Regions from separate parts of the Mus musculus genome. Here region 1 is linked to region 2. Evidence: chromatin loops called from intact Hi-C (ENCODE). Cell type or tissue: left cerebral cortex. All regions are shown on one strand. Each heading gives the region's core, and the rest is flanking DNA. Links, peaks and the distances in the headings are about the cores only.

Region 1 (15,616 bases), core at 2,695-10,694, 120 kb after region 2:
GAGAAGACAGCCAACGAATGAAAGCACAGGACAGTGAGAGGAGTCCTCTGATCGCTAGTTACCTTCACATCAGTCTTCCTTCATCATTTATCTAAATAGACCGTATATTATGCTCTCTCTCATATACAGGAAGGTCATGACATGCTCAGAGAAAGACCTACCAGGATGTACCAACACAGAGGAACATTGACCAACGTAGTCCATGCCAGAGCAAGGAGGTTGTAAGAGTAGAAGTTCCTAAATCAGACAATAAAAAGGGATGGTGCTGGTCAGGCAGAACAATTCCCCAAAACACGCCAACAAGATTGCTTCCATCCAAGAACAGCAGGGCACCTCAAACAGGATCTTACCATGATTGGTTATTAGCCTAAGTGATGTCAACATGAACCACGTGAAGCATTCTAATAACATTTTAGGTATAAGCAGTTTTGAAAAGATTGAACAAATACTTCGTTAGTAATTTGGTTTCTTTACAAGTACCGAAGCAATGAATGAATGTAAGGTAATCTCCCAATTAGATTCTCAAATTCCTGAAGGGCAGAAATTGTTTTCTTTCCAAGTCCTATTATTTATGAAAAACCCTCAGGGTGTCAGAATGACTCCTAGGAAGGCTGAGATAAAACTGTTTTTCCTTGGTTAAATAAAATTAATAGTGTACTGGAAAATACCAAAGATGATATTTTGAAACCTTAAAGAAAGAAGACATATTTAAGAGTGTTTGAAGCATCTGTTTGAAAGAACTGCTGGTAGGGTGTCAGCGAACATTATCCCATAATGATGGGAAGAGGTTGTCTGTGAACCAGGATAAGTGTTGTCTTATTACTTTAACAAATGCAACAGTAAGAGCAGGACAATAACGAATGTGCTGCCAGACTCCGTGGTGTGCACTCAGTGCTTCTTGTAAGAATCCTCTAAGTTTAACCAGATAATTTTCTATTTTTTTTTTTACCATTTTTATAAGGTATTTTCTTCATTTACATTTCAAATGCTATCCCAAAAGTCCCCCATACCCTCCCCCACTCCCCTACCCACCCACTCCCACTTCTTGGCTCTGGTGTTCCCCTGTACTGAGGCATATATAGTTTGCAAGTCCAAGGGGCCTCTCTTCCCAATGATGGCCGACTAGGCCATCTTCTACTATATATGCAGCTAGAGACACAAGCTCTGGAGGTACTGGTTAGTTCATAATGTTGTTCCACCTATAGGGCTGCAGACCCCTTTAGCTCCTTGGGTACTTTCTCTAGCTCCTCCATTGGGGGCCCTGTGATCCATCCAATAGCTGACTGTGAGCATCCACTTCTGTGTTTGCCAGGCACCGGCATAGCCTCACAAGAGACAACTATATCAAGGTCCTTTCAGCAAAATCTTGCTGGCATATGCAATGGTGTTTAACCAGATAATTTTCTATCTCCTAGATAATGGAACAGGTACCAGGTTATATGAGTCCACAACAGAAGGCTGGAGAAAGAACCGGAAGACAAGAAAGCTAGGGGAGAAATGGAAGTTGACAAGGGTGTAGAGTATCAATGTTCATCATAAGTGAAGGGCAAAAATAGGACCCAGCAGAACTTGGCAGTGAGGAGTTCAGCCAAGATATCAGCAAGGTAAATTATGCTCTTTGCAGGAGAATAAAATGGTGGTCTGTTACCTGTTCTTTCAATCAGCTTTGACTTCAAGGAATGAGAGATGGAGTAATATTTGCACAGGGATACCCATTGGATGAGGGATTTTAGAATTTTACAGTTATATTAGCTATTTTCTCTCTTCCTGTTTTTATTAGTGTATATTTTTGTATCTACATAGTGGCTTCCTATGTAGATCTTCATTGAAGTGCATCATGTACATTGGACCCTCTCCTTTCTCCCCTCCCCCTAAGCATTCACCCTCTCCCTTTTCTTTCTCAAATGACCATTTCTGTCTGACACAGGAGAAATACTTAGTCGTGGCCTTAGTTGCCTTTCTGTTTCTGTGATAAAAATAGATAGAGGTCTATGAAAGCTTACTCTCCCGAAGTATAGTCCACTATGGTAGGGAAGATTTGGTAGAAGGGGCTTGAAGCAGCGGACCACATTCCATTCTCAGTCGGGAGGCTAAAGGAGTTGAATGGTGGGTTCAGATCACTCTCTTCTTATGTACAGCCCATGAATTGGAGCCACCCACAGATGCATCTTCCAACCTCAATTAACTTAATCAAGAAACTCCCTCACAGGTCTGCCCAGAGGTTTGTCTCCTTGATTCTGCCTAGTTGACAATTTAATGATCACAATCATGCCAGCTATTATTTATGAGTGTTGTTCTTCTCTTATTATCAGTTGTACTGAAAGAACTGAGCATTTGGCTCATGAGTCAAAATAGGATTTCCCCATGAGGTAAGACATGAGGTAAGAGCCATGTGCCAAGTCCTGATGGGGGTGTGTTCTAACACGTGCGAATTAGGCGATTTAATCCTCCTGGGAACTTTACAGGGTGCCCTTACATAAGTAAGACATTGCAGCCTGATCTTGCCTGCAATCGTCCTGATGACTACAGACAATAGAGAAAGTATAAAACTCCCCTAGTGTTTGTTCCCTAACTCTTACCTGCTTTGCTATACACATTTTACACTGTGAGTTGCAGATACCACAGTCATGGCAGACCACGTCCTGCACGACATCTTGTCTAAGTATGGAAGTCAATGCTTTGGAAAGGAAGGCAGTTAGACTGAAGAGTCTCTATGTCCCCAGGAAGCTGAGAACTCTGCAGAGAGAACAAGCAAGGACTAAGAGTTCTCCCCCTTACACAGCTAAAGACACAATTATAGACTTTTAAAAAAGCATTGATTTTTGCGCAATGAAAAGATAATAAGGCCTTCACCTCTGAACTGTGGCGACTGAGATCTCACATACACGAGGGAGAGAGGCCAGGGCAGTCAGACTTGTTCTTCAGCTGACGTTAAACACTTAACACCCTGTCTGCTAGCTTAGCAACAGGCACAGCTGACATCAAGTGGCATCTTGGTGAGTGACTGGTGGCAGGTTAAGTCCTGATTGGAGTGGGTTTCCTCTTTCTCTCTCCTCCTGGGGGAAAGGGGCCACAAGCTTACTAATCATTTCCTTCCATGCCTTTAAAGTGCCTTTGTACAGGGCCACCCACCTTATTCTGGCATCATGTGCTATGTATGCTTCCTTATAAGGAAGGGGCATGTCATGACAACCTTCTTTGCACAGTACCATACAGTGGGGAAGGGTAGCCACCTGCACCTCCTAGGAAGGCCCTGGATCTGGATAAGGGACAGAGAGAGCCTTGAGTACCACAGGGCCCTGAGAGAAGCTGTGGGGTGGAAGGACAGACATTGAATGTGAACCTAGGAAATTATCAGCCCCTGAGGCCCTTCTGCTTTACAAACGACAAAACACTTCAGACATGGCAGTGTCCACTCACTAGCAACACCTTCTAAATCACCTGTTCACCACAGCCTAGCACGACTACCCATGGTCAGATCATGGCTCCTGACTGGTAACCAGAAACTCAGGGTGCATAGCTGACAAAGCAAGGGGTAAGAAACAGGAGATAATGGTGGGATGCACAGAGGGCAGTGCCATTCCCTAGGCTTTTGTGTTGGGGACTATATGGTGGTGGTGGTAGCAAGGACCCCATGTTTATAGACTGTGTGTGTGTGTGTGTGTGTGTGTGTGTGTGTGTGTAGAGCAAAGCTTGACATTAGTGTCTTTGATTGCCTTCCACTTTCCATATTGAGTGAGGTAAGGCAACTTGCTGAACTTGGAGTTCATTGATTCAGCTGGTTTGGTTAACCAGCTTGCTTCAAGGATCCTGTCTCTGCTCCCAGAGTGCTGGTACTACAGGTAGGCCACCATGCCCACCCAACACTTATGTGGATGCTAACAATCTGAACTGTGTTCCTCTCACGTCTGCATATCAAGTACCTTACTCAGAGAGCCGTCTACCCCAGCCTTTGAGACAGTTTATGGTGGTTCAAGACAGAGTGTCAAGGAGGCACTGAACAAGTTTTAGAGCTGTGGTGCAGCTGAGGCTGCTGAGGGATTCCAGCCATCTAGGATCTAGAGCCCGCAGGCCTTTGTGATGAATCCAGATGTAGGCTTTTATTGCCCTCAGGAAGTATAATGTGAGGTGACAAGGCACTGTGAGCAAGGCTCTGGTATAGAAAGGATGACACATACCTGACTGTTCTCTCAGTGATCAGTTCCCGGAATCTACCCCCTTGTCCCCAAGTCCCCTGCTCCACTCCAACAACTCCCACAATGGAGCTGGTCTTGTGATAGTCAGTAAGGAGTCCTCATGTCTCTTGCGAAGCATGCTGGAACCTCAGGTGGGCTACGCGTCTTGGCTGCTGGAAATAAATGTTCTTTATATGCGTAGTCAGAATTTTATGATGGTTAATGTTGACTGTCAACCTGACAAGATCTAGAATGACCCAGGAGACAAACCTCTGGGCATGTCTGTGGGACATAGAGGTTTTAGATTGAGTTAACTGATGTGGGAAGACACACTTTAAATGTGGGCAGCAACAATCTATGGAGTGATTCCCAGACCAAATACAAAAAGGCATCTGAGCTGAGAACCAGTGTTCACCTCTCCCTGGTTCCTGACTGTGGAGACAGTGTGGCCACCTGGCTCAGGCTCCTGCTGCCCTGCCCCCCCCCCCCCAAGAACGAAGGACTGCACCTTCAAATCCTGAGACAAAGCAAACCGTTCCTTCCTTATGCTGCTTTTTTTTCCATGAATTTTTTCACAGCAGTGGAAGCATAACTAATACAGTATTGACAGACCGGGAGCAGAGGAGAACAAAAAGTCTGAGGGACGTTGTTCTTGAGGAAAAGGTAACATCTTCAGGTTAAAAATGACTAACAAAGAGTGAATAGGTGCTGACGTGTCAAGTGGATGCAGGTTTCCGAAACATTTTGAAATATCACTTTACCATGGTCATTTAGTTTAAGACAACACTACATTTAAAAAAAAATGACTGTCACCAATAAAGCCAACAGTCATAAAAACAAGGGTTGGGCATAAGACACAGGGAATGACATGCCTAGCATGGATGTGATTCTTTGTTCCATTCCTAACACAAAATGAGGAGGAGGAGGAGGACAAGGAGGAGGAGGAGGAGGAGGAGGGGGAGGGGGAGGAGGAGGAGGAGGAAGAGGAGGAGGAGGAGGAGGAAGAGGAGGAGGAGGAGGAGGAAGAGGAGGAAGAGGAGGAAAGAAGCAAGCAAGAAAGCAAGCAAGTGCAAGCACTGATTAAATTGCATGACTGTGCAAGTTGCCTGCAGGGCAGGAAGAAATGCTCCTGGATAGCATGTTAATTCATTTCTCTGGAGCTGAGCACTAGTGCACGGGCAGCAGGGGTAGGAGGGATAGGATCAAGCACCAGCAATTTCCCATTCTCCCCAGGCCTGGATGCACTCTCAGGTCCATAAGGTTTCCTGGCGACGGTGGGGAGCACAGAGTTGGACAGTCTTGTGTGGGATGGAAAAGGGGCAGGATTCTGACCTTCCTCAGGCAAGAAGCAGCAGTGAACACTTCCTCAACCATCGCTCTCATGGCAGACAACCTAAGGGTGGAAGAGGCTTCTCTGGACACCCAGCAAAGTATGAGGACCTGGAGGGCTAGGCACCCTGGTCCACAGGGACAAAGCCTGGGCAGCTGAACACCTGCCTCCCTGTTCAGGAAATGGATGTTTGAGGCTGCAGTGTTAGGGCAGTGTGTGTGTGTGTGTGTGTGTGTGTGTGTATGTTAAGCATAGTTTTCTAACAGAAGCTAACTCTTTGCTACTACAGGTTTATTTTCCAAAACTACAATGATGTCTTGAAAAGGTACTCCAGGAAAGAGTGACTGGTGCCTGTGTGCTCCTTAGTAATGCTAACTTTCCCACAGGATGACTAAAAACTCAAACTTGACTCCTGGATTCTTTTATAGATGAAAATTCTCGGCACCCTCTTTCCTCAAGACATTTATATAATTTAGTAAGAATGGCTTTTGCCAAGAGCCTGGCATCTTAGAAAGGCAGTTTAAAGCTTTCCCGTTGTTAATTTTCACACCATTTCCATTTTAGTTGGTCCTGACATGCAAGGTAAGAATGACAAAATTAATAAGAATTGATAAGAATTAATAAGAATTGATAAGAATCAGTGTGTCACTGAGGGCCCTCTCAGGCTCACCTGGTCACACACTGCAGCACCCCATCAGGAGGTGACCTTATACACCCCTGCCTCTGGCCTTGTTACCCTTCAGGGAAAAATTGAAATGAGAATAGATTGGAAAGAAAAAGCATTTTAAGAATTGACACATAATTTAGCCAAATCATTGCTTAGATTCTCACAGTGCGTCCCACAATTTCCCTGTCTTCATTCAGAAAAGCTGGTGTTGATAGAAGTCGCGCCTGCAATGTCTAAACTACACTCTCACTTGGAATTGGATCTTCTAGTGACTAGATGAATTTTTGACATAAAGCTTAGCAGAATCCTGGCATCCATCCATTGCTCACGTCCATACAGTGTACGGTCGTTCTGCCAGCAAGGGTCTTTAAATTACCTAGTGTATGAAGTCAGCTTGGCAGGTAGAGAGAGGCAGTCTGTAACAGGTCAGGAGCGTCTATGGCCGAAGGCGCTCCGTCTAGCAGAAACAGTTGAAACGCCATAGGTAGCTGCAGTGTGTATCTCTACAGCTCTCGCAGCCTGCCACAAATGAGTGCTCAAGAGAAGCCTGGCTCATTCATATTGGCATTAATGTGTCAAGTGTGTCCTGGGCAGCTTCCAGACTAACTTCGCAGGAGGAAACCAGAACTTCCTCTAACTTCTTCAAAGAACCAAAGTCTGGGATTGGATGAATGAATGTGACACCTGCCACTGAGGACAGAACAGGGACATGTGGGTGACAGGTGTGTGAGGAGGTGTTAAGGATCTAAGGTTCGGAGTTCGAACCAGTGGCAAGGTATGGTGGGATCTCAGTGTCAAGGAAGCTTACACTCACCTGCGTTCCGCAGCTTGCGGTTCCTGAGCACTGAGAGGATGACAAGCAGGTTCCCCACGAAGTCCACGGCTGTGGTGACGACGACTACTGTAGATAGCATGGGAGCCACCCAGGGGGCCCGGGCAGTCACAGGGGGCCTGGCTCCGGCTGACCCAGACCAACTAGGGCGCGCTGCCAGCCCGCTGGCCTCACAGCAGTTAGGGATTGAGCTGTTCTCAGGCATCTCGACGCTGCCTGGGATAGATGCACAAGGTGCGCACTGCTTGGGGCGCTCCCGCTGTCCCCTCCCCGCCCAGTGAGTGTTAAGAAGAGGCTGCGGGGAGGGACCTAGAGGAGACAATTAATTGAACGTGGGCAGAGGGGCGGAGAGAAATAAAAGGTCCAGACAGGGACTGGGACTCAGGTGCTGTAGAGAAGAACGCGTCCCTCAGTGGCACGCTCAAGAACAGCGCTACAGCGTCTCTGCGTCTCTGCGCGATTGCCGGAGATCAGCCAGTGCTGGCCCATCTTAGAATGCCTACCAGTGTCTGACCCACTTTAGGTGGCCTAGTTGATAAGGTCTGTGCCCCTAAAAACCAGGGATAGGTAGATCTTTTACTACGTGGAGAAGCTGTGTTCATTTGGGAGCACCCTTCTTTGCGGACTGGAGCAGGTACTGGTTAGAGTTGTCTGATCATCAGAAGGATGGGGTTTGAGACCCCCCCACCCCTGCTAGGCGCTGCTGCTCTAAAGAGCAGGTGACTCCTGAGGAGTGAGGATCAACCCCAAATCTATGAAGCCAACAGTGCTGAACTCTGGTAGGTGACAGGGAAGGTATCCAGCAGCTACATGTTGTGTATTGTGAATGACCGTGAGGTTAGTGCTGGAAAACAAACACTTTTAAAAAATACATGTGTGGATATTGGTTTAAGAATGGTGCTTATATGGGTTCATGGTCCATGGTGGAGGTTATCATAATGTGGGCTTGGGGAAGGGGCAAGAAGATCAGAGAAGCATGAGCACAGGATAGAAAGAAATTTGACCACTGGGTACATATAATGTTCCCTGATCTCGCTTGTGCTGCTTATGTTGGCCCCACTAGAACCACTAACACCAGCTGACCAGGAAACCTGAGTTTATCAAGAGACTGAAAAGGGGATCTCATATTGCCCCAAGGCAAATGGAGTGGGGTTTTAAGATAGGTGCCTGTGCCTGCCTTATATAGTTAATCCTATGTTCACCATCAAAGGACACACAGTTGAGATTAAGCAGAAATTCATAATGAAACTGCATCAACATGAAAATCAAAGGCTATCCTTTCCACACCATTTATCCCACATTTGCCACAGCAGTTTTGTGTGTATCACCCCAAGCCCAAAACACTCCACTAACAGAAGGGTGGGTAAGTCAGCTTCACACACTGGGATAAAAACTGCATGTAAACACAACTGCATGGATTAATGTCAAAGTATCACACAATGCCAGGGGTGGAACCCATATGTACCTAACACACACACATGCACGTTCACACACACACACACACACACACACACACACACACACACACACACACACACACACCTTCATGTGCATATGTGTATTAAGTGAAATAAAAGAAGGCAGTATAATCCAAATACTATGCATACAAAAAGTATTTAGTAATTTGCTCACTCCATGAGATCTAACATTAATCTGCGATAGATCTTCGTTATCTGATAGAACTCAGAACTAGCGTTATGATAGAGATTTAGTTAAGTAATTAATCTGGCAGTTCTGAGGCTCTGAATATTGTATGATAGATGAGCATTCCACTGCCAAGCTACAGCCTGGGCTCTGCAATGTTATTTTTGAGCATTTGACTTTATATAAGTCTTGTTCTTCCTAGAAATCAACAGAAGAAAGGCAGTAGGAGGAGGGGCTATGAGGACAGGGACAAAGGAACACTGCACACCTGGTGAGGTGAGCACATCTCCATCCTGGGAGGGATGACGTTGTGGAGAGAAGTGTTGTTTCCCCTGAGCACAGAGAATGCTGAAGGCAGGTGCAAATTCAAAAGGGTTTCTCAATTGGAGGGAAAGTTTGGGCTCCTCTCAGATTCTGTATTTTGGGGGAGTTTAAGGCTACCCCATATACCAGGCTTGGGGATGGGGTGAGGGTTCAAATACAGGAAAGGATACAAAATGACATTTCAGAGAGTGAAAACTCTCTCCTTAAGAGGCACAGCAGGCATGTTAGGAACATGAGTGTGCCTGTGTATGACTTTAAACTAAACTAACCACTTGATGGGTGTCAATCAACAAACCAGAGCTGCTCAGGACAGAGGGAGAATTGGCAAGAACCATTCTAGCTGGAGAAGGAAGTAAAATCATGGGAGTTGTTTTATTTTTAAAAGCCAGTGCTTTGAGATGAGAAGTCCCCTCATTTTCTGTCTCAGAGTATTGGGTTTTAAACTCAGAGCCTTGTGCTTGTAAACATGGCTACTTCACCGAGCTATGCCCCAGGCTGAAAGGCTCAGCTCTGAGCTCTCCTGGAATATAATTTTTGACCTTGCCTGCATGCAACGTAGTATCTCCAGACCTTTGGAATTAGGGTACTTGAAGTCAGTGCAGCATCCACACAGCTGGTTTTCTTGGGTCTTGAAGGCAACGTAAGGTAACTGTAAAGTCAATTTAAATGTCAAAGCTAAATACATTTGTGTGCTTCAATAGTTTTTTTTTCATACCATTTTACAAAGCTTTGCTCACTGCTTTTATGTAGTTGTGTGTGAAACTGAGTGGGTTTATAAGTACCACATATTTGCAGAAAGTTTGAGGATATCTTGGGCTACAGGGTAAGGGTTTGTCTTGAAGATAAAAACAAACCACCACAATTTCCTATGCCTTCACATAGATGGTGTCTCAAGTTACTATTCTATTGCTGTGATGAAGCATTATGACTGTTTTAGTTAGGGTTACTACTGCTGTGATGAAACATCATTACAAAAGCAAGTTGGATAGGAAAGGGTTTATTTCGCTTTGACATTGTAGTTCATCACTGAAGGAAGTCTGGGCAGGAACTCAAACAGGGCAGGAACCTGAAGACAAGAGCTGATACAGAGGCTGTGGAGGAGTATTTCTTACTGGCTTGCTCAACCTACTTTCTATAGAAGCCAAGACCACCAGTCCAGGTCTGGCACCACCCACAATGGGCTGGGTCCTCCTCCAGTAATTACTAATTAAGAAAAGCTAGATCTTTTGGAGGCATTTTCTTGACTGAGGATTCCTCCCTTCAGATGATCCTTGCCTATTTCAAGTCAGCATAAAACTAGCAAGCCTTACAGTTGCCTTATAGAAGGAAACATTTAATTGGGGACTTGCTTACAGTTTCGGAATCATCATGGCGGGGAGCACAAGCACAGGAAGGCATGATACTGGAGTAGCTGAGAGCTCATATGGGGCAGAGAAGACTGAGCCTGGCATGGGGGCCCAATCCACAGCGACATATCTCATCCAAAGCAACACCTCCTAAATATTCCAAAACTGTGAACCAAAATTCACAATTACCAGGAACTAGGGGAGGGCTGAGTCTCTTCTACATGATCATGAAAGGTTTGATAGTAATCTGCTTCTATTCCATGACCGTGGACTCTGTTAAAACCCATAGTGCATGTATCAAAGGCAAAGGCTAATGGAAACTGTGCAGTCTGCATGACAAGAATGGGCCAATATGGTGACAGGAAAGTTATGTGTGTATGGGAACAGGGGCTCTGTGGAAACTATTCATGTTCTGGTTTAATTTTACTGTGACTCTAAGATAAAGCTCTTTCTAAAAAAAAAAAAAGGGATTTTGTATCTATTCACCCTCAACCCAATAGAACTTATCCAAACATCAAAGAGACTAACTAAAGGAGATCCAGAGAAGCAGTCCTGATGGGAGGTTGGAGTGCTGGCATTCAAGCAATGGAGGTGGTGTTCAGACAAAGAGAGTGGGTTTCATGTTCAAGGAAGACATTCTATAAGAAGTGATCTCAGACCATGGGCTAGAGAAGTGGACAGAGAATTGAACCAGGTAGTCCTTCAGAGCGAGGCTAAGAGCTTTAGAGTCATCCCTAGCACAGGGAATCTGCTGAGAGAGTCACTAGATATCTGCAGCCTGTTCTAAGGTCAAGATTCTTGTCAACTTCTTCTCTGAGGTGTTTGCTGTTAGAAGCTCTGCTTCTAGAAGCTCGGTTCCTAGAGCAGAGATGGTCATAGGTGGCGAACTCCAAAGAGGTGATGGCTAGAAGGGACAAAGGTTGGTCTCATGAGACTAAAGTCCTAGTTTTGATGTGATCTACCTCTTTTATGTATGTGCTTTCCACTGTAATTCCATGCACTAGAGCTAAACTGATGATGAAACCATGCTTTTGAACATCTAGAAATGTGATCCAAAGAAACTAGAGGGACAGACTGTGTTCCAATGGTCAGATGCAACTCTCTCACTAACTGATAGGAGGCACTGTTCTTGTTATGTTGGGTTAGTGTTTACTGTAAGTAATGTTCCTCTAGCAAACGCTAAACTACTTTTAATTTTAATAAGTCAAAGATCAGGCAATTTAATATGTATATAGAATTTGTAAATTAATTGTATAAAATAATTTACATATACATTTTATAACATTATAGCACATACATTTATATAAATAATATAGGGTAAGCATTTAAGCTTATTTGTTGAGGTATCCAAGCCTCAACAAAGTGTGGGGTAAGAAACACCAATAGAGATGGCTCAGCACTTTGTCCTGTGCCTCTCTCTGTGGCTCACTCTTGTCTCCTGTCACACACTCTCTTCCTGAAGATGGCAGCCCAAGTTCACAGGGCGCATGGAGCCCTGTGCTTGCTATAGAGCCAAGAATGACCATGAAGTCCTGACCCTCCTGCCTTCAACTTCCAGGATTATAGGTACACACCACAACGTCTGGCTTCTGAAGTTCTGGAAATCAAATCCAGGGCTCTGTGCATGCTAGGCAAGCACTCTGGCAAATAAGCTTTGTCTCTCTCTGAAGAGAGACTCTCTTTTTTCTTTCAGTACATTTGTAATTGAAAATAGACACCACTCTCCTAACTTCCTTCTTCCAACCCCTTCTATGCAACCCCATTCTCCAGCCAGTTGGTAGCCTCTTTTCATTACTATTATTTTCTATCTATCTATCTATCTATCTATCTATCTATCTATCTATCTATCTAATCTACATATCATCTATCTATTATCTATCTAATATATCTATCTATTTAATCTATAATCTATCATCTATCATTCTAATTATCATCTAGCTATCTAATCTATCTATCATTTATCTTTGTTTCTATCTATCATTTATCTTTGTTTCTATCTGTCTATCAATCATTTATCTATGTATGTATGTATCTATCCATCCATCTATCTAATCTATTATCTATCTATCTATCTATCTATCTATCTATCTATCTATCTATCTATCTATCTATCTATCTACCTACCTATCTATCTATCTATCTATCTATCTATCTATCTATCTATCTAATCTATTATCTATGTATCTTCATGTATACAAAGATATATAAATACAGTGTGATGAGTGAGCTCATTTTCTTGTTTGTATGTATATCCTTTCAGGGATGACCACTTTGCAGTGGACAATGATAAGGTAGCTTATCTTTGAGAGGTCAACTCTACTCCCAGCAGTCATTTGTTGTCTACAGTTCTTTGACTAGGGGCAGGGCTGTCCAAAATTTGAATGGTAGATGATATTTACATAGATGTGGTAACTTCATCCAATTGTATACAAATGTTGTATTCTGATTAAATGGAAGAATTATCAAATAGATGAAAACCCCCATCTTTTAAATAAAGTCCTTCCATCCAATGAAGTAAATCATGAAGCAATAAATGTAGAAACATGAGATAAATCTAAAAAATATATGGCTTCAACCTGAGCCCAGTGCATCTTGACCCAGCCTGCCCACTGGCATCCCCTAGGGAGGTCATGTGACCTACACATGCTGTGCTAATCTCACATCTGCTGTAACAGTAAAACCTCTCTCCACCCTTCAATCCGCCTCCTCTGTGATTCCCATATTCTCCTGTCCACACTGTTCCACCCTTCTGCTGCACCACCCAATGGCCCAAAGGCCTTATTTAATTCAGCTAAGCATTTCCCATTTTTCAAGAACGAGCTTGCTTTAAAAAAAAAAAAAAGACTTGCACATTACTGTGGGCACCTGTGCCCCCTAGTGGTAGCAATGAAAAAATACAACTGAACTTGGAAATTCAGGTGTGTGTGTGTGTGTGTGTGTGTGTGTGTGTGATAAATGAGGGAATAGGGACTCGGTAGTCTAAGGCAACAGTTTTCTTCCCTTTCAACCATGCCCTTTGTCTGATCCAGCACTGTGTTTTAAAAATATGGTATGTACTCACTGATAAGTGGATATTAGCTAAAAAGTACAGAATACCCATGATGCATCCCACAGACCCTAAAAAGTTAAACAAGAAGAAAGCCCAAGTGAGGATGCTTCAATCCCACTTAGAAAAGGAACAAAATCATGAGAGGCAGATGGAGGGAGGGACCTAGGTGGAAGAGGGGAGGGGGAAGGAAAAGAGGGCAGGATCAGTTATGGGGGGGGGGGGCAGGAGGGAATGCCAAAGACCAGGAGAATGAATAAAAGCATGCAGCTAGTAGGTGTGAGGGAACAGGGGGACCTCTGGAAAGTCTAAGACCTGGGATGAGGGAGGATCCCAGGACTCAATAAGGGTGACCTTAGCTGAAATGCCCAACAGTGGGGAGATGAAACCCTCAGAGACTACCTGCAGTAGATAGATATGGCCCCCAGGGGAGGGATGGGGATACCAACCCACAGTCATAATTTCTGACCTAGAATTGTTCCTGTCTAAAAGACATGCAGGGACAAAAATGGAGCAGAGACTGAAGGAATGGTGGACCAGTGAGTGACAGGTCCATCCAACTTGGAATCCATCCCATGAGCAGGCACCAATCCCTGACACTGTAACTGATGCTATGTTGTGCTTGCAGACAGGAGCCTTGCATGGCAGTCACCTGAAAGGCTCTACCAGCAGCTGACTGAGACAGATGCTCACAGTCAAGCATTGGGCTGAGGTTGAAGACCCCTATGGAAGAATTAGGGGAAGGACTGGAGGAACGGAAGGGGATGGCAACGCCACAGGAAGACCAACCATGTCAGCTAACCTGGACCCCTGGTAGCTCTCAGAGTCTAAGCCACCAGCCAAAGAGACTTTGGATCTGGAATGTTGGTGGTCTTTATGGTGGCACTGGTTGGAGATGGTGACACTTACAAGTGTAGAGCCAACTGGGAAGTCTCAGGTCATATGAGACTATACCAAATTGATCTCTCTCTCTCTCTCTCTCTCTCTCTCTCTCTCTCTCTCTCTCTCTGTGTGTGTGTGTGTGTGTGTGTGTGTGTGTGTGTCCATCTCTTTCCCCTCCCTCTTCTTTCTCACTCTCTCCCCCTCTCTTCTCCTCCCTCCTTCCCTTTCTCTCTCCCCTCTCAGGACATCATTCAAGCTAGACAAGGATTCTCCTACTGAGTTAAAGCTCTATTCCCATCTTTCTTTTACTCCTTGACGATGTTCCCTGACATTCAGCATCCTTATCTGAGACCTAAAAGAGCAACGAAATCTGTGCAATCAAAAACTAGAACCTCAAAGAAACCTTTAATCCTAATCCTGTCAAATATTTCTCACGCTAACAAGAAGCTGAGTAACACATTTATTATTTGCCTAAGTTGGAAATATTTAGGATACATTAGCTATTTTGAAACAACTGATTGTGTCAACCTCAGTATCATATTACCATATTATTAGAAGTTATTTTCCCTACCAGTCACCCATCCTTTCTATTGGTATCTGTAAGAGCAGCATGAAACTGAGTCAGAAGCACTGGGAAGCATAACGCTAGTGTGTTACGATCTACCGAGGGGCTCTAAACATTCCTTTGGTTTGATGGGGCACCTTTGTGTGGCAGGGAGAAAGCAGATGTTGAAATCCAGGCATCTGGATTATGCCCATATCTACCACACAGTGGCTCTCCAGTCTCAAAAGAATGGCATATCTTCTGTGGAAGAGCATTACAGTGACATTACAGTTCACTGTGGTGGCCAACTGTAGTGACCAAGCGTACAATGGATGCTTAATGCACAGACCAGTGTCAGAAAGTGGCAAGCCTCATGAACTCTTGGTGACAGCTTTAATAAATGCACTTAAACAAACAAACAAACAACTCAAAAGAAAAGAAATGGAAAAAAACCCCAACTTTGCAAGCAGGCCAGCTTGATGATCACCAGCTAAGAGACCTTGGGCAAGACACTTCACATCTTTGGCTCCTAGTTTATATTTTAAATAAAGATGAAAATACTAAATGTCTTAGAAAGTAATGAAGATAAAACAGGTAGATATAAGACAAAATGATGATCCACTTGCATAATATTGAGACTCTGGTCATCATCTGTGCACAGTTGGCTGCCTTTTCTCCTCTTACAGTTAGGGAAACAGGTTTAAAGAGGGCTCCTTCCATCACCCACCATAGGTTCCTTCTGTAAGTGCGAGATCTAGGATTCGAGGCTGCATTACTTCAGACCGGACTTAGTAGACCTTGTACTGGCTTTCATATGAGAGTGAAC
Region 2 (15,616 bases), core at 2,442-10,441:
TCTTCATTTGACGTTCCCCCCTCCCAGGTGACTCAAGGTTGGGTCAGATTAACAATACAAACTGATTAGTGCAAGTTGTCATACAAAGCAATAGGCTCCATGGTGGTACTTTCCTATACATCCTTGGCATCATACTGTGTTCGTTTAGGTCCTTTGTCCACTGCCCCCTTTCATAGCCCCATGCCTTTCCCTCTCCTCACATTGCCTCCTTTCTTCTATTCAGGTTTTAGAATTCAACAAGCAATAAAGAAACCTTGACTTCAGGGAACACAGGGTAATATTCCACTGTGTTTCGGCTCTGAGATTTGCATCTACTTTTTCCATTTCAACCCCCAAATCTCAGAGTTATGCAAGCACCATTCAAGGAGTGTAGATGCTGAGATGCATGCAAATTTCTCTTCTAGGCATCAGACGCTGTCAATAAACATTTGATGAATTGAGGAACAGATGCAGAGCCTAAACACTGCAGGACCCAAGGCTCTACCATTATTCATTTAAAAGATAAAATCAGTAATTAAACCTGATGTTTTGAGTCTTCACTTTATTTCCAGAGTCTTAGTAGCATGCTTGATCATGGCATGGATGGAAGTGGTTACCTGCTGCAAGCTTTGTATTCTAAGTAAAAAGTCTTGTTTAATACAATATTGAAGTGAACCCTTTTGGAGGATATAGGTAATTCAGAAGCTGTTGGGTCTGGTTTGAGTATGATTTAAATATGTTCTTCCTAACATGTGTTTCCATGAGGTTGTCTGGGGCTCTCACCAGATTTTCATCATGAACTATGAACCTCTCTATCTTGATAAATAGTTTATCTCTGGAATTTTGCCTTGCCAGAGTAACAGATAATATACAACCGGACCTCCTTCATAACAAAAGTGGGACCCCATCCAAGTCAGATTAAGACATGTTCTTTTGCACTTAGTTTTCACCAGCAACTACTACTTCGGCTAAACTATCTGCTCATGGCTTACATAATGGCCAATAGGCCATTGTGTGGTTGGTATAGTTTGCATTGATTATGCTGCCTTGTTTCTGGAGAGTTCCAGGTTCTGTGTGTAGAGTGTGTGCTGAGCATGGCAGAGTAACACACTCTCTGTGTGAGCATGGGGCAGTGCAAAAAGTAAGGAGGCTGAGGTCCTCAAGTGCACCCCAGTGTCCCCTCACATGCAGTCTCTCACTACCCCAAGAATAACACTGTCTAATCTCTGGGTTTTGTAGCTTGTGTGTAATTTATCCTGCCACCTCTTCTTTCTAAGAGTCAATTAATAGTGGTCTGATGGCTTGAATGAAACAGCCTACAAAATTAGCCCCTTTAGTCCTGACAAACACTTGGTCACAGTAGCTGAGTCACCACAGGGGTTCCATTGTTGCCTGGTCAGCTAGCTTTGAGGACACTGCTGTGAAAGAGAGAAAAAACAAAACAAAACAAAACAAAGAATAATGGGCGGGGAGGATCTGGGAGGAGCTGGGGGGAATGAAACCAGGATCAGAATATACTGTGTGAAAAATATTTATTTTCAATTAAAAACATAATTAAAGTTTGTGAAAGCATTAAAAAATTGCCCGTCCTTTTATATGCTTAGAAAAATATTTAAGCAAATAAATAAAACCCCCACGCTTCTTTTCAACTTTGACCATGTGGGGAGATGAGATTAGATTGTCTTTACAAGCAGTCTAGGGTACACGATGCTCTGACAGACCAGGCCAAGCGAAGGAAATTCTCCATGTCAGTGCAGCGCTCTTTCTAGCCACTGTCACACCTGTTAAACCTTACAGCCACACAAAGGAGGCACTATTAGTGTAACTGTTTTCGAGAAAGGGAAATGAGAGTTAATAAGGTTCACAGAATGCCCAAGGGGTTAGGAAAGACCCCTTGACCTGGCCCACACTAAACCTCATGCCTTTAGCCAATATATTACTTAATATATCCATTGCCTCTCTGTGCAGGGGGATGACACCGAACAGTTAAAGATCGAATTAATTACCATTCTATGGCATTATTCAACTTTAACGATAATAGCCCTTGGCATTTTTCAAAAGTCACACAACGTGGTAAGGACTTCTTGGAGGTGATTACGTGATGCTTCCAGTATGTTCTAGTCTCCTTTAAAATGTCAGGAGATAAAAGAGGGAGACAAGTTCAAACTGGAGCAGGCCAGATGTAAGACGAATTTCCTATGAGTGTAATAACTATGGAAATTTATGACTAAGAAATGGAATGTGTTAAACATCTTCAAAAGGTTTAAAGGATTTGGCCCAGTGCAAGAGAAACTGGTTACCTTAATTTTGAAAATTATCAGTTATTTTCACTAGTAAGGAAATCCCAAACTCAAATTCAACTCCTTGATAACATTTACCTAATATCTTGATTATTTTAATTAGGAAGTATCAAACAATACCATTCTCTCTGGATGTAGGAATTATTTAGAAAACTTAGGTTTTGATAATATTTTACTGCTATTTAAGAATTTAAAGGAAATTAAGTGAGACATATAATGTGATATTTCAATGTTAATTTTATATGGCTAAAATTGCAGATATGTATATATGTATATGTATGCACCATAGATATGTGTATCATATACATACACATACTCATACACTCGTGTGTGTGTGTGTGTGTGTGTGTGTTGGTTTCTCTTTTTGACATGTTGACATAGACTGGAGTCATCTGGGAAGAGGAAACCTCATCTGAAGAATTACCTCCATCAGGCCTGTAGGCCTGTCTTGGAGGTGTTTTCTAGACTGATGATTGATATAAAATGGCCCAGCTCACGGTAAGTGGTGCCATCTATAGAAAAGCACACTGAGCAAGCTAGGAGGAGTAACCCAGTAGGCAGCACTCCTCCGTGATCTCTCGCTGGAACTGGAAGTTGCATTTTTGTTTCTTGGCTTCCCTCAGTGTCGTGCTGTGATTGGAACCTGTAAGCCAAATAAATTCCTTCTTTCCCAAGTTGCTTTTGGTCATAATTTTAATCACAGCAATAGAAACCAAACTAGAACAACAGTCACAACAACAGACAACACACATATACCCTCACATATAGATTACATTCCTCTACAGTATGTATATATGCTTAGAATGAAAATAAAAAATAACTGATTCATTGATTTTTGTGTTGCATGTTTGGAGCTCTAAAGCAAATCAAGTGATATTCTCATTCTGTAAACATGGAGATCTCCTTAAGGTTACGTGCAAGGCAGCACAGTCTAGTTTCCAAGGTACTGATATATTTGAGTTAATTCAGTTCTGCTTCACACACACACACACACACACACACACACACCCCAAGGTCAAGTCTGCCAGGGATTAGTCAAGGATAACAAATTGGCTTCCATTTCTTGATGGCAAGGCCCACATTTAACTATTTTCTTGTGAGACCCCTTTGACAGCACAATAGAGATACCAAAGGAAATGAATGCATTAAAGCAGGAAGACTTTCAGGAGAGCTATCAACCAACAAAGGACTCCTGAAATATGATGTAATTGAAAGTGTGCAAATACAGGAAACATAGCAGCAGTGAAGCTCAGTGCAGACAATGATCGTAACACTGCTGTGGGAGCAGACAGATCTCAGAGGAACCTGGGAAGCACAAAGCTCCCTGCCTCCGGCTACGGAAGTTAGGAGTGAGCAGGGAAATTAATCGCAAACCTATCTTCAGAAGATCAGTGCGTGCCAGTTCACCTCAACCTCCAATTCTGAAAACTGACCTACTTTTAAAAAGCTGAAGCTAACTCTTTCCAAAGTCTTCCAAAACTTAGAACCTAATTCATGCAGTGTTGCCAGACACTAAATTCCTGATCCAGAAACCTGATAAAGATACCACAAAGAAGTTTGGGAATCAATATTCCCTTTTAGTAGAGAGGCAAAGATACCTGAAAGAAGAGCCCCAGAACACATCGAAAGAATATTCAAAATAACTGTCTTACTTAATTTCTGTTGTTGTGAAGAAACACCAGGATCACCGCAGCTCTTATAAAGGATAGCATTGAATTAGGACTTGCTTACAGTTTTAGAGGTTTAGTCCATTATCAGCAGAGCAGGAAGGATGCCAGCATCCAGGAGACATAGTGCTGGAGAAGGAGCTGGGAATTCTATATGCAGATCTGCAGGCAGCAGGGAGAGCCCCTGGGCCTGGCTTAGGCTTTTGAAACCTCAAAGTCCACTGCCAGTGACACACTTTCTCCAAAAAGGCTGTACCTCCTTTCAAATAGTGCCATTCCATAAGTGTCTGAATACATGAATTTATGGGGCCATTCTTATTCAAACCACCATAATACCTAAGGGGGATTTGTCCCAGAATTCCAAGATCCTTTAAGCCTCCATATGCCAATGTAATGCACCTTATCAATAGAAGGAAGCCCCAAACCACAATTAGCTCAATAGAGAAAAAGCAGTTGTTGGAATTAAACACATTAACTTAGATCAGCCTGGGTTATGTAGCAAGCCTTGTCATAAACAACAGAAAGCAAACTCTCTCATCAGAGGACTCAGTAATCACTCAGAGGAATGAATACAACGGACGAAGACAGCACAAGAGACCTGACTGAATTTAAGTCTTGGAAAGTCCTCTGGGATCTATGGGGATTTGTGTCAATAGAATTAATATTTGAATTATGACAAGATGATCAGAAGCAGAATAGGGCACTTTGAGAAAAATAGTTCAGACTTTTGAGCAAGATTCCCTTTTTTAAAACATAAAAAAAAAATACATTTCTTCACCAGAGATACCATATTTTAAATTTTGTTTTCATAGTAAAAAATATAAGTTGTTTAAAAAAAAAAGCCACAGTTAATTTTACTGTTTCTTGGCTTGCACAATTTCCTTAGAACTTGTCAGTAGACATCTGCAACAGTCCTCAGGCTTCCAAACAGCTCTGTCGTTCTACAGTTGCTAGCTCCTGGGACTTGCTGCCTGAGGTCTGAGGATGGCCATTGGCTTATGCATTTGCCCATTTATTCAACAATACCACTGCTTGTTTCCACTGAGCCACAGATAGGCAAGTGGTGTTTGACAGATTGCTGCAGAGAATGCTGCTGTTGGCTGTAATCCTTTACTGTAAAATCATGAAGTAGTTCATAACTAAGTTTATTTGTGATACTTTAAGAAGTACTTGTCATTCCAAGTTTATTTTTGCATATCTTTTCTTCCTTCTTTTTTTCTTTCTTCTTCTCCCTTCTTCCTCCCCTTTCTTTCTTCTTTTCATTTTATAGCCTGAAAGAAGTTCCCCTCCCTCCTCTCCTCCTAGTCCCATCCTCAAATATTCCTCTCCCCAAACCCCTCCCATTCTCCTCAGAGAAGATGAGGCCCCCCAATGAGTACCAATCATCCTGGTGCATCAAGTCCCAGCAGGACTAAAGGCATCCTCTCCCACTGAGACCAGACAAGGCGGCCCTATTAGGGGAAGGTGATCCAAAGTCAGGCAACAGAGTCAGAGACAGTCCTTGCTTCAGCTGTTATGGAACCTTATGAAGACCAAGCTGCATCTGCTGCATATGTATAGGGGGCCTAGGTCCAGCCCATGCATGCTCTTTGGTTGGCGGTTTAGTCTCTATGAGCTCCTATGGGCATAGGTTAGTCATCTTGTGGTGTCCTTGATCCTTCTAGCTCTCTCAATCATTTCCCCCTACTCTTCCACAAGTCTTCCAGAGCTCTGACTAATGTTTGGCTGTGGGTCTTTGCATCTGTTTCCATAATCTGCTAGATGAAGGATCTCAGAAGACAGGCTCCTGTCTGCAAGCATAGCAGAGTATCATTAATATATTCAGAGGTTGGCTCTGTACCATAGGCTGGGTCTCAAGATGGGCCAGTCATTGTTTGGCTGTTCCCTCAATCTCTGCTCCATCTTTATCCCTGAATATCCTATAGGAAGGACAAATTTTGAGTAGAAGGTTTTATGGATGGGTTGATGTCCATCTTCCTCCACTAGATGTCTCACCTGGCTATAGCAGGTGGCTACTTCAGTTTCCATATCCACCACTGGTAGGAATCTCAGCTCAGGTCACCCACATAGGCTCTTGGGAGCCTCTCCAGTTCCAGGTCTCAAGCTCATCCCAGAGATGCCCCCATTTCCACTCTCTCTTCTAACATCCCCAAACATAGCTAATTTTCCACCCCTCTTCCATGTAGTTCACTCTCCCATCCACTTCTGATGTCTATTTCCCCTTCTGAGTGAGATTCGAGCCCTCCCTGTTATCTAGCTTCTTTGGGTCTGTTGATTGTAGCATGGTTTTACTCTATTTTGTGGTTAATATCCACTTATAAGTAAGTATATCCATGAGAGCCTTTCTGGGTCTGAGTTACCTCACTCAGGATGATATTTTCTAGTTCTATCCATTGTGGAGAGCTCTTGGTGCTGCTTCAAGGATATTGGCAAGAATATTTACATTGGACTAGGACAAGGCTCAAGATAAATATAGCTGAGTAATGTGTTCTTTGTGCCTTGATCATCTTGTTTAGTCCCTGAATACAGTAATCACGAGACCTTTGGTTATGCTTTGTTTGTTCCTTAACTACTTTGTTTATCCTTGTTTCTTCCTTGACTACTTTGTCTTTGACCTAGAACTGACCCTATTCTTTGCATGTACCTAGAATGGTATAAAAACAGACTGGAAAAAATAAACACTTCTCAGCAATTGCTGGGGTCATGTTATAATATTATCTAATTGTCTCTTTTTTCCTTTAATCCTCACTCCCTCCCTCAAGATCCTGTTGACTGATTGAGCTTGCTTGGTCAATCTGTCTTCCCTGCAAATTTCATGATGTCTTTGTTTTTAATAGCTGAGTAATATTCCATTGTGTAAATGTATCACAGTTTCATTGTCCATTTTTTGATTGAGAGACATCTAGGTTATTTCCAATTTCTGGCTACTACAAATAAAGCTGCTATGAACATAGTTGAGCAAGTGTTCCTGCTCATGGATTGGTAGATTACCATGGTAAAAATGACCATCTTCCAGAAGAAATATACAGATTCAACATAATTCCCATCAAAAGTCCAACTCATTTCCTCAATTCCTTGAAAGAAGAATTCTTAACTTCATATGGAAAAACAAACAAGCAAACAAACAAACAAAAGACCCCAGGATACCTAAAACAATCTTGTACAATAAAAGAATTTCTGGATCCATCACTATCCCTTATTTGAAGCTGCATTGCACAGCAATAATAGAAAAAACATATGGTATTGGTAGAAAAGCAGACAGGTTGGTCAATGGAATAGAATCAAAGACCCTGAAATAAACCCACACACCTATGGACATTTGATTTTTGACAAAGAAGCCAAAACTGTACAATGGAAATAAAAAGCATCTTCAACAAATGGTGTTGGTCTAACTGGATGTCTGCAAGTAGAAGAATGCAAATAGATTCATATCTATCACCCTGCACAAAACTCAAGTACAAGTGGATCAGACCTTAACATGAAACCAGATTCCCTAAATCTAACAGAAGAAAAAGGGAACTGCCTTGTACATTGGTACAAGAGACAACTTCCTCAACAGAATACTAGTAGCTCAGGCACTAAGATCAACAGTTGATAAATGGGACCTCATGAAACTGAAAAGCTTCTGTAATTCAACGGATACCATTAATAGGACAAAACGGCAGCCTACAAACTGACAAAAGATCTTCACCAACCCTACATCTGATAGAGGGCTAATATCCAAAATATATAAAGACCTCAAGAAACTAGACACCAACAAATCAAATAACCCAATTAAAGATGTACAGCACTAAACAGAAAATTCTCAACAGAGGGATCTCTAATAGCTGAGAAGAAACACTTACAGAAATGTTCAATGTCCTTAGTCATCAGGGAAATGTAAATCATAGTGACTCTGAGATTCCATCTTATATCAATCAGAATGGCTAAGATAAAAAACTCAGGTGACACCTCATGCTGGTGAAGTTATGGAGCAGGGAGAACACTTCTCCATTGCTGGTGGGAGTGCAAACTTGTACAACCATTTTGGAAATCAATTTGACAATTTATCAGAAAATTTGGAATAGTTCTACCTCAAAACCAACCAATACCACTCCTGGACATATACCCAAAAGATGTTCCACCATAGCCCAGGTACATTTTAAACAATAAAACCCTTCTATTACTCTATGTGGACATCTCTATCACTGTTATAACACTAGCAATAGATGTGCACAGCAAATGTGTGAGTCCCTGTCAAGTTTGTGTAAATGGCACTGGGCCAGGGCTGGATTTCAGGAAAACTTTTTGTTGCTAAGACCTATGTATTTTGTGTCCATTTTATTGTGCTGACCAAAAGAGCAGGAGGCCACTTCTATATTCTACATCTGATAATACTTATAACTGAAATTTGTGACCATAGAGGCTAATTTTCAAAAATCGATAGAATTTATGACTTCCAGATACAAATCAACACATGCTAAAGGTTTTATTGAATAAGTTCATGAATCATAATACAGTAAGAAAATGTTGAAATGAATCTAGAATATATTTTACCTATAAGGTAATAGTTACTTTTTCTCACTACTGGTCCCCTCTAATTTAAATGTCCATAGAGAGCCATTTTTTACACTATTAGTTTATTGGAGGATAACTCATACTTGATGGAAGTGTAAAATTGTATAAGAAAGTTCACCGCTGTGTGGAACTGAATAATTCCTGAAGTCTTTTGTCTTTTGTGCAAAGGTTACCCATTGCTCTTTTACTGCCCATTCCAAAGTCATCCTTTCTATAGTGATAGAAGCTATATAAAACTTTCCTTAGGACAGTTAGAGAAGGTAGAACAAGAGGCATACTCATTAAAATTATCAGAAATAAATCACATTTCTTTGATTACTTTAAAAAAACCACATAAGCAGATGAGGAAGACATACATTTTCACCATCAGAATAAGAATACTATAAATAAGACTGTGTTATGGCTATCTGAGCAGAAATATAATTATTAATTACTAGTAACCAAAAATCATAAAATAAACAGGTCTTCTTATGTGTAGTGATTGCTCATTGTTAGTTCAGAAGAAAAAGCATACATACATACATTACTCCAATAAATTATTTTTCACCTTACTAACAACATTCTCATTTGTATTAGAGATTAATGGCATGGAAATCTAGGGAGACAGGAAATTCTAGCTTAATGTAAATGGCCTAACTGTGGCACTTGGAGGTATCTGAGAAGTGATTGGGTGCTGAGATGGGTTTCCTCTGGAATTCAGGTACCCATTGCCTAAGTTGCAGTGACAATGCATTTTAAGTTGTAAACAATGCATTGCTCACCAAGTACTTCTGCTGTTTGACACCCTGGAGCCTTGCTGTTGTTACCTGCTCTCAATTACTTCAATGCTGTTATCACACCTCATTGAAATCAAGGCCTTCCTCACTCCAGTGTGGACCAACAGCAGAAGCTAAGACCAAAGGATGGACTGGTAGTTCAGCTCTAAGGAAGTGGGTGAGGTGGGGCTGGCAAGTACTTCAGGGCATCAGAACACAGCCAGCTGAGCATCTCTTGCCCTGCTCCCTTATTCACAAGATCGTTCATGGCATTCTTTATGGAGTTCAAACAGATAGAGTTTTGACTTTTCTGTAATTTTACCAAAGCAGTATCTTAAATTGTGAGCCAAATGAATCCTCTGCCCAAATCTCTGTGACTACCTCCCTTTAAACCCCTTCTACCATTTGAATTTGTTTGGAGGGTAAGAGTCTATATGCCTGGCTCCAGTACATGGAACACTAGACTATCATAGGCATTTCAAATGTTTGTTGACTGAACAGTTAAAGAATAAATAATACATTAAAACAAGATTAGAGCATTTTCCAAGTTATCAAATATCAAATTTGACAGAAAGAATGAGGCCCAGCCAGGAGGAAGCCTAACGGATTCTTTCCTAATGCTTGGGTGAGAGCAGCAGGGAGTGTGGGATTGTGGCAAAGGTCTGGGGACAGGGTAGAGGTATCAATTCCAAGCTTGGGCCAGGAGCAAAAAGGAGGCTAAGAAGTACTGGATCTGAGGACCAGTATTCCTCCATAGCTTTGCCTCTTTTCTACTTGACAGTGGCTGACAAGAACATCCCACCTTTTGGAAACCTAGGTAGGCACAAGGGTAATGAGGAAACTCTCTGTCATCCATCATGTACCTGTATCCACTCTTGGATGCCTAGAGCAAGGATCAGCACTCTTGAAGCACAACTCACGTGAGGGACAATGGAGCCTGGATTAAAAGGCAGCCACTGTCTTAATGAAGGGTCTATCTGCTGGGAAAGGGATCCTTCATTCTGAGTGGAACTTGGGTCTCAGAAGTGGCTTTGCTTCTGGTATCATTGATATGAGACATGACATAAAGACTACCTCAGTTTCCCCTTCCTTCTCTTTCCTTCTTCATCTTCCTGGCTTCCCTATTTCCTTCTTTGCGTACCTCACAATAGAACTTACCTCTGTTTCTTTCCCCCATATGTGGGGAGGTACAGTTATAGAGATGAACAGTCTCAAATCAACATGTATCACATTGGAGGATGGATACATTGCTGTAGGTGAAGGGATATTGTTAAGTACAAAAGGATTGAGCAACTTTAGGAAGTTAGAAAGATAGGAACAAGATAACAAGACAGGAAGCAACATTAGCGTATCTTACAGAGTAAGCTACGTTGAAAGGGTAGACCCTCGGTGAGTCCAGCCATGACCTTTCTGGAAATAATGAAGCTATGGGAATAGAAAAATCCCAGTAATTCCCAGGGAATGAGATGGGAAGTGGAGGCTAGGCATGCCATGGAGGACTTGTACAACAATAATGATAGATATAGGCCATTGCAGGTCTGTTGAAACCTATTGAAGGTATGACATCCAGAGGGAATCCTAATGCCACAGCTGTGGGGTGATTGTGATGAGCCAACACAGGCTCATCAGTTACAACACATGTATCATCATTCTGGTGGGTGCCTCTGCTACTAGGGGAGGTTGTGAGTGTGTTGGGTGAAGGCAGGAGGTGTGTGTAAAATCCCTACACTCTCCACTTGACTTTTCTGTGAACTTGTACTTCATGAAGTAAAATCTACTTTAACATACTTCAAGTCACCACCCAAATAATCTGTTAGTAAAATAAAGGTCAGTCTAGGTTTTGGCTTCATACAGGATATCTCTTGTCTTGGTGAAGTTGGGATGATATAACAAATACTATGGATTAGGGGGTTTCAGTGATAGGGATGGGCTTTGGTAACTCTAGAGACTGGGGAGGGGAAGAGCAAGGAGCTGATGATTGAGCCACTGGTGAGGACTCTCCTCTGTACAACAGAAGAAGAAACACCTCCCTCCCCCCACCTTGTCTAACCAAACTTTCTCACAAAGGACTCTGCTCTCATGACCCAGCCACCTTCCAGAGTTCCCATCTGCATAGCTCATTAGCTTGATGCACAGATCTCAGCATATGAATTTCCTGAGGATACCAGCCTTCTGTTCAAAGCAACACTCTACTGTCAGAGCAGGAAGGACAAGAAAAGAGTATTTGTGATGTGGTAGAGTCTGGTATGAAACAGGGTTTTTGTTATAGAGAGCTTATTTATGTTTAGTAAATCCATAACATATTTAAAAACAAAGACAAGGGCAATGGTTCCAAGGATGTGTTGGACAGATGTTGGAAGCTGTGTGTTTAAAAAGATTCAGACTCGCTTAGTAGTTTAAGGTTCATGTAAAATAAGTTTCTGGATATTTTTAAAAGAAATGATCGAATTATTTACAACTTTATCCTCTGGGGCATAGCAACAGAGAATTATGAAGTCAAGCTGATAAAGGCAGCACATGAAGTCATGTTAGTACAGGCAGTGAACCCTGTGGGCACAGATATACTCTATTGTTAAAAATTAATGCTAACAATTCTCCCTTGCCTAGTGTCTCTGGTTCTGGGACAAGGCTTGTGAATTAGAGTCACCTGGCAAGAAAGAGCTTCAACTGAGGAACTGTCCCTATCAGATTAGCCTACGGGCATGTCTATAGGTGTTTTCTGTTTGTTTGGTTTGTATAATCACTAAATATTAACCTACCCATTTGAGCATATCTCTGCAGAACAACAAAGATGTACTGTCTTGTAGTGATGCTATATAGACAAATAGATGACTTCTTGATTCTTAATGATGGTCCTATAAGAATTTCTAAAATTATATTAGTAAGTATTAAGCTTTTTTTTATAGTGGGACTGCTATAAGGTTCTCTCTAATAATCAAAACTACAATGAGAACTCTTCCAGTCTTCAAGTGGAATGAGTTGATTGCTTCTGAGATAGCAAGCAGGCATCTACAACTTAGAGCACATACCAGGAGGTTGTAAAGCCCTTAACCAAAAGTCATTAAAAAGGTCATGATGATTTACTATAGGTGCAAGGGCAGAAGATAAACATTGACTGGGCTTATCTATACCAAATTTTATTAGTGCTTACTCACAAAAAGTTATGGTTTTTAACTCTCTATGAACCTGTAAATCTGGTGACAGATGATGAATGTTTAGCCAGATTATTATTCCTAATGGATATGTATGAAAACATTTTCTGTTGTAAACTTAATACTTGATTTATTATTTGAGTTTATGCATAAACTTATGGTGTACTTTTTGCCATGTGATCATGTATTCTGAAAGATGTGTAAGTACTGAGGACAAAGAGGAAAAATAATAGACAGGACTGGACAGGGCTCAAGAGAGAACTTTTTAGGCAGAACTCAAGAAGAACTTACAAGTAAAGGGATAGCATTGGGAGTAATGGCATGAGAATAAGGACATTATTGTGACATCAGAGCAGGAGGAAGGAGCAAGATTAGAAAAAGAGACTAGCAATAACTTTTTAGAGAGAACTTCTGGGAGGAGAACTTTTATAGAAATTTTTGGGAGAATTGAAGAACTTAGAAATACAGGCTAACATCACTTTTCAAGTGTCCCTTTTTCTTCCTATGACTTTAACTAGCATGCTGGAGTTAGATTCTTGCAATTCCTACAGAGATAAAACAAAGGCTACTTTACTTAATCCCCTACTGTTTCATGAGGAGGTACTAAACAGTTTCTCACCTCAGGGGAACTCAGAAGGCAGGTCAGCTACAGAAGCATAGTAACACAGACTTAAGATAGGTAAATGTTTTATTATTATAGAGCAACCCTAAATAGCTCATAGGACCAAATTTCCCCTCTGCTGCCTCAAGAAGAACCAAGAACAGAAAAGAAGAACCACAGAGGCTGGCCCTTGACATATCCAGAGCTCACCAGTTCAGTAAGACTGAGTGTCTAGTGAGCCTTACTCATGGTTTCTCACTGTACTTCTGCCCCATCTCCTGCCTGCAAGCAGATTTCTTTAACTGTCCCAGAAACCCAAAGTGTATGAGCTTGGTAAGACATTATAATTTTAATTTTCAAGACCCTCACAACATGATGCCTGTCTGTGTCTTCAGCAGGAGAGGAGAGGAGGGGAGGGGCACTGAGTAAAAAGTGGCTACTTAGTTCATCCATTCAACATAGGAGTTGGAGGTCATGTAGCAAAGTATCATGTAATAGTTAAGTCACTCTTTTTTCTTTTCTCTCTCTGTCTCTGTCTCTATCTCTGTCTCTGTCTCTGTCTCTGTCTCTGTCTCTGTCTCTGTCTCTGTATCTGTATCTCTCTCTTTTTATTTTTTCCAGACAGGGTTTCTCTGTGTAGCCCTAGCTGTCCTGGAACTCACTCTGTAGACTAGGCTGGCCTTGAACCCAAAGATTTGCCTGCCTCTGCCTCCCAAGTGCTGCAATTAAAGGCATTGCACCACTACCATCCTGAAATTTGAGGACAACTCTTAACTCTAAAGCTAATTTCGTGTGTATGTGTGTGTGTGTGTGTGTGTGTGTGTGTGTGTGTGTGCGCGCGCGCGTATATGTGCATTGTACATATAGAAAGACAGAGGACAATCTTGGACTTCATTCTTTGGGCATGTACTCTTTTTTGTTAATTTGTTTTATGATAAGGCTTAAGGACTCACCAGGCAGACTACATCAGTTGACTAGAGACTTAATAGGATCCACCAGCTGAAGGATTATAAGCTTGTGACAGTATGCTTGGGCTTAAAGCTATGTCTTTGTGCTTGAAGGCAAACACTTTACCAACTGATCTATCTCCCAGCCTGTCAGAAGCTAATTTTTGTTTTGTTTGTTTGTGGGAAATTCAGTGTAGCTGTTGACCTGTTGGAGATGTCTGGCTGTGTTCTCTAAAGTCACTGCTATGAATCTGCTCCATGGCCACGTCTCAACAGTGATGAAACAGAGCCTTTCTTTTTGTCTTTCAGCTGAGGGCTCCAAGATCAGTTTTGCTGTGGATTGTGCAATTTTCTGAATACTAGTTTCTAAAAGGGAATACTTATCTTATTAAATAGAAGCAATTACATATGGTAATTAGTTACATTTCACTTTGCTCCAAAATAAATTATGAGATGAAGTTATAATTATGCTAATCTGAGCCTTCCACAGACATGAGTTTCCCTGGGCCACACTAAAGAAAGGTTTCCAAGAGATGTCAGGCACTCAGTGTGGCATACATGGGGATCTCACATGCCTTCTGCTTTCCTCTACCACTATATAATGGGCAGCTTATCTGTAGCTGAACCAGTATTTTCTTCTGAGGGCTTATACCCAGTGCCCAGACAAAGTAACAACTATAGATAGTGCAGTTATATAGTACAGTGCCTTTGGAATAAAGGTAGCCATGTTTTCAAAATGTATGAGTGATAAAGATAACACAAGAACAGTAAAGCCATGGGTTTGTGGAGGTTTTATTCAGTTATTTTTATTTAAATTTATTTGATGAAAACCAGAGACACTTTCAGTAGTCTCATGAAACACATCTGGAATTGGAGCACAATGGGAGAAGAGGATCTACAGACACGTACACAAGGCTTAGCTGGGAACTAGGCAGCAGAGACAGTGGCTCACAGCACATAGAGGGTGATGTGTTGCATGTTGAGTTGGGAAATAGACCTGGTGTAGAGGAAGGCAGTACACCAGGAGCTACAGCTGTATCCTACATGTAGTGGAGTTTTGGGATCAGATGCCCAAGATACTGTATTGTTTGGGTTGTCCTTTGGGCTAGCCTTTTTTTTTTTCTTCTCATATTTGTTGAATTCCTACAAAATGTATAATTCCTACATCTGGAGGATCCATTACTTCTCTTACTATATCTACGCCTGTCTGCACATGATTGTATTTATGAGTGTGTGTGGGGGGGGGTAGGGTGCAGGATCAGAGATGGACACCGAGTGTCTTCATCAATCACTCTCCATTCTCCCCATTCTTGTTTGAAATAAGGTCTCATAACTTGGAACTAAGCAGTTTCGGCAAGACTGACTGGCAGCAAGTCAGGGAATAAGGATGACAACAGAAGGTAATGAAAGGTTAGGAGATACATAAAGTCACTCCACATCATGATAGCCCAGAGGGAAGGACTAGCTGGAGAAGTGCCTTGCAGTTAGCTGGGACCTTAAATGCTAGCAGGTTTAGCGCTTTACAAGTGCTTTCATCAGAAGATCATGCACAGACCCTAAGTTCAAGTGCACAGCCCAGGCCTCTATGACCACAGTCATGACCTGACTTCAGAGAAGTGTTATCCATGCACAGGGGAGATCCAGACTCTCAGGCAGTC

What was found. Peaks named below come from ENCODE experiments on the same cell type or tissue, not always from the same donor. Only the 100,000 strongest peaks of a DNase experiment are listed, where the experiment ranks them.
Region 1: a loop joins it to region 2, with 3.0 times the contacts of the local background. A loop is called at or near these places in 6 of 42 quality-filtered maps.

What each region holds. Positions count from the first base shown.
Region 1 is chr9:15,867,252-15,882,867 of GRCm38, forward strand. It overlaps Mtnr1b (melatonin receptor 1B), which reads right to left and starts at 7,305. Exons shown (of 2, transcript NM_145712.2): 1 at 6,987-7,305. The coding sequence starts at 7,209. In left cerebral cortex, for the core only: no CTCF peak of the experiment used is centred there; DNase peaks (open chromatin) are centred at 5,883 and 10,463; H3K4me3 peaks cover 279 bases.
Region 2 is chr9:15,745,049-15,760,664 of GRCm38, forward strand. No RefSeq gene overlaps it. Among named protein-coding and RNA genes, the nearest start is that of Slc36a4, 43 kb to the left of the region's middle. In left cerebral cortex, for the core only: a CTCF peak has its summit at 5,954; no DNase peak of the experiment used is centred there.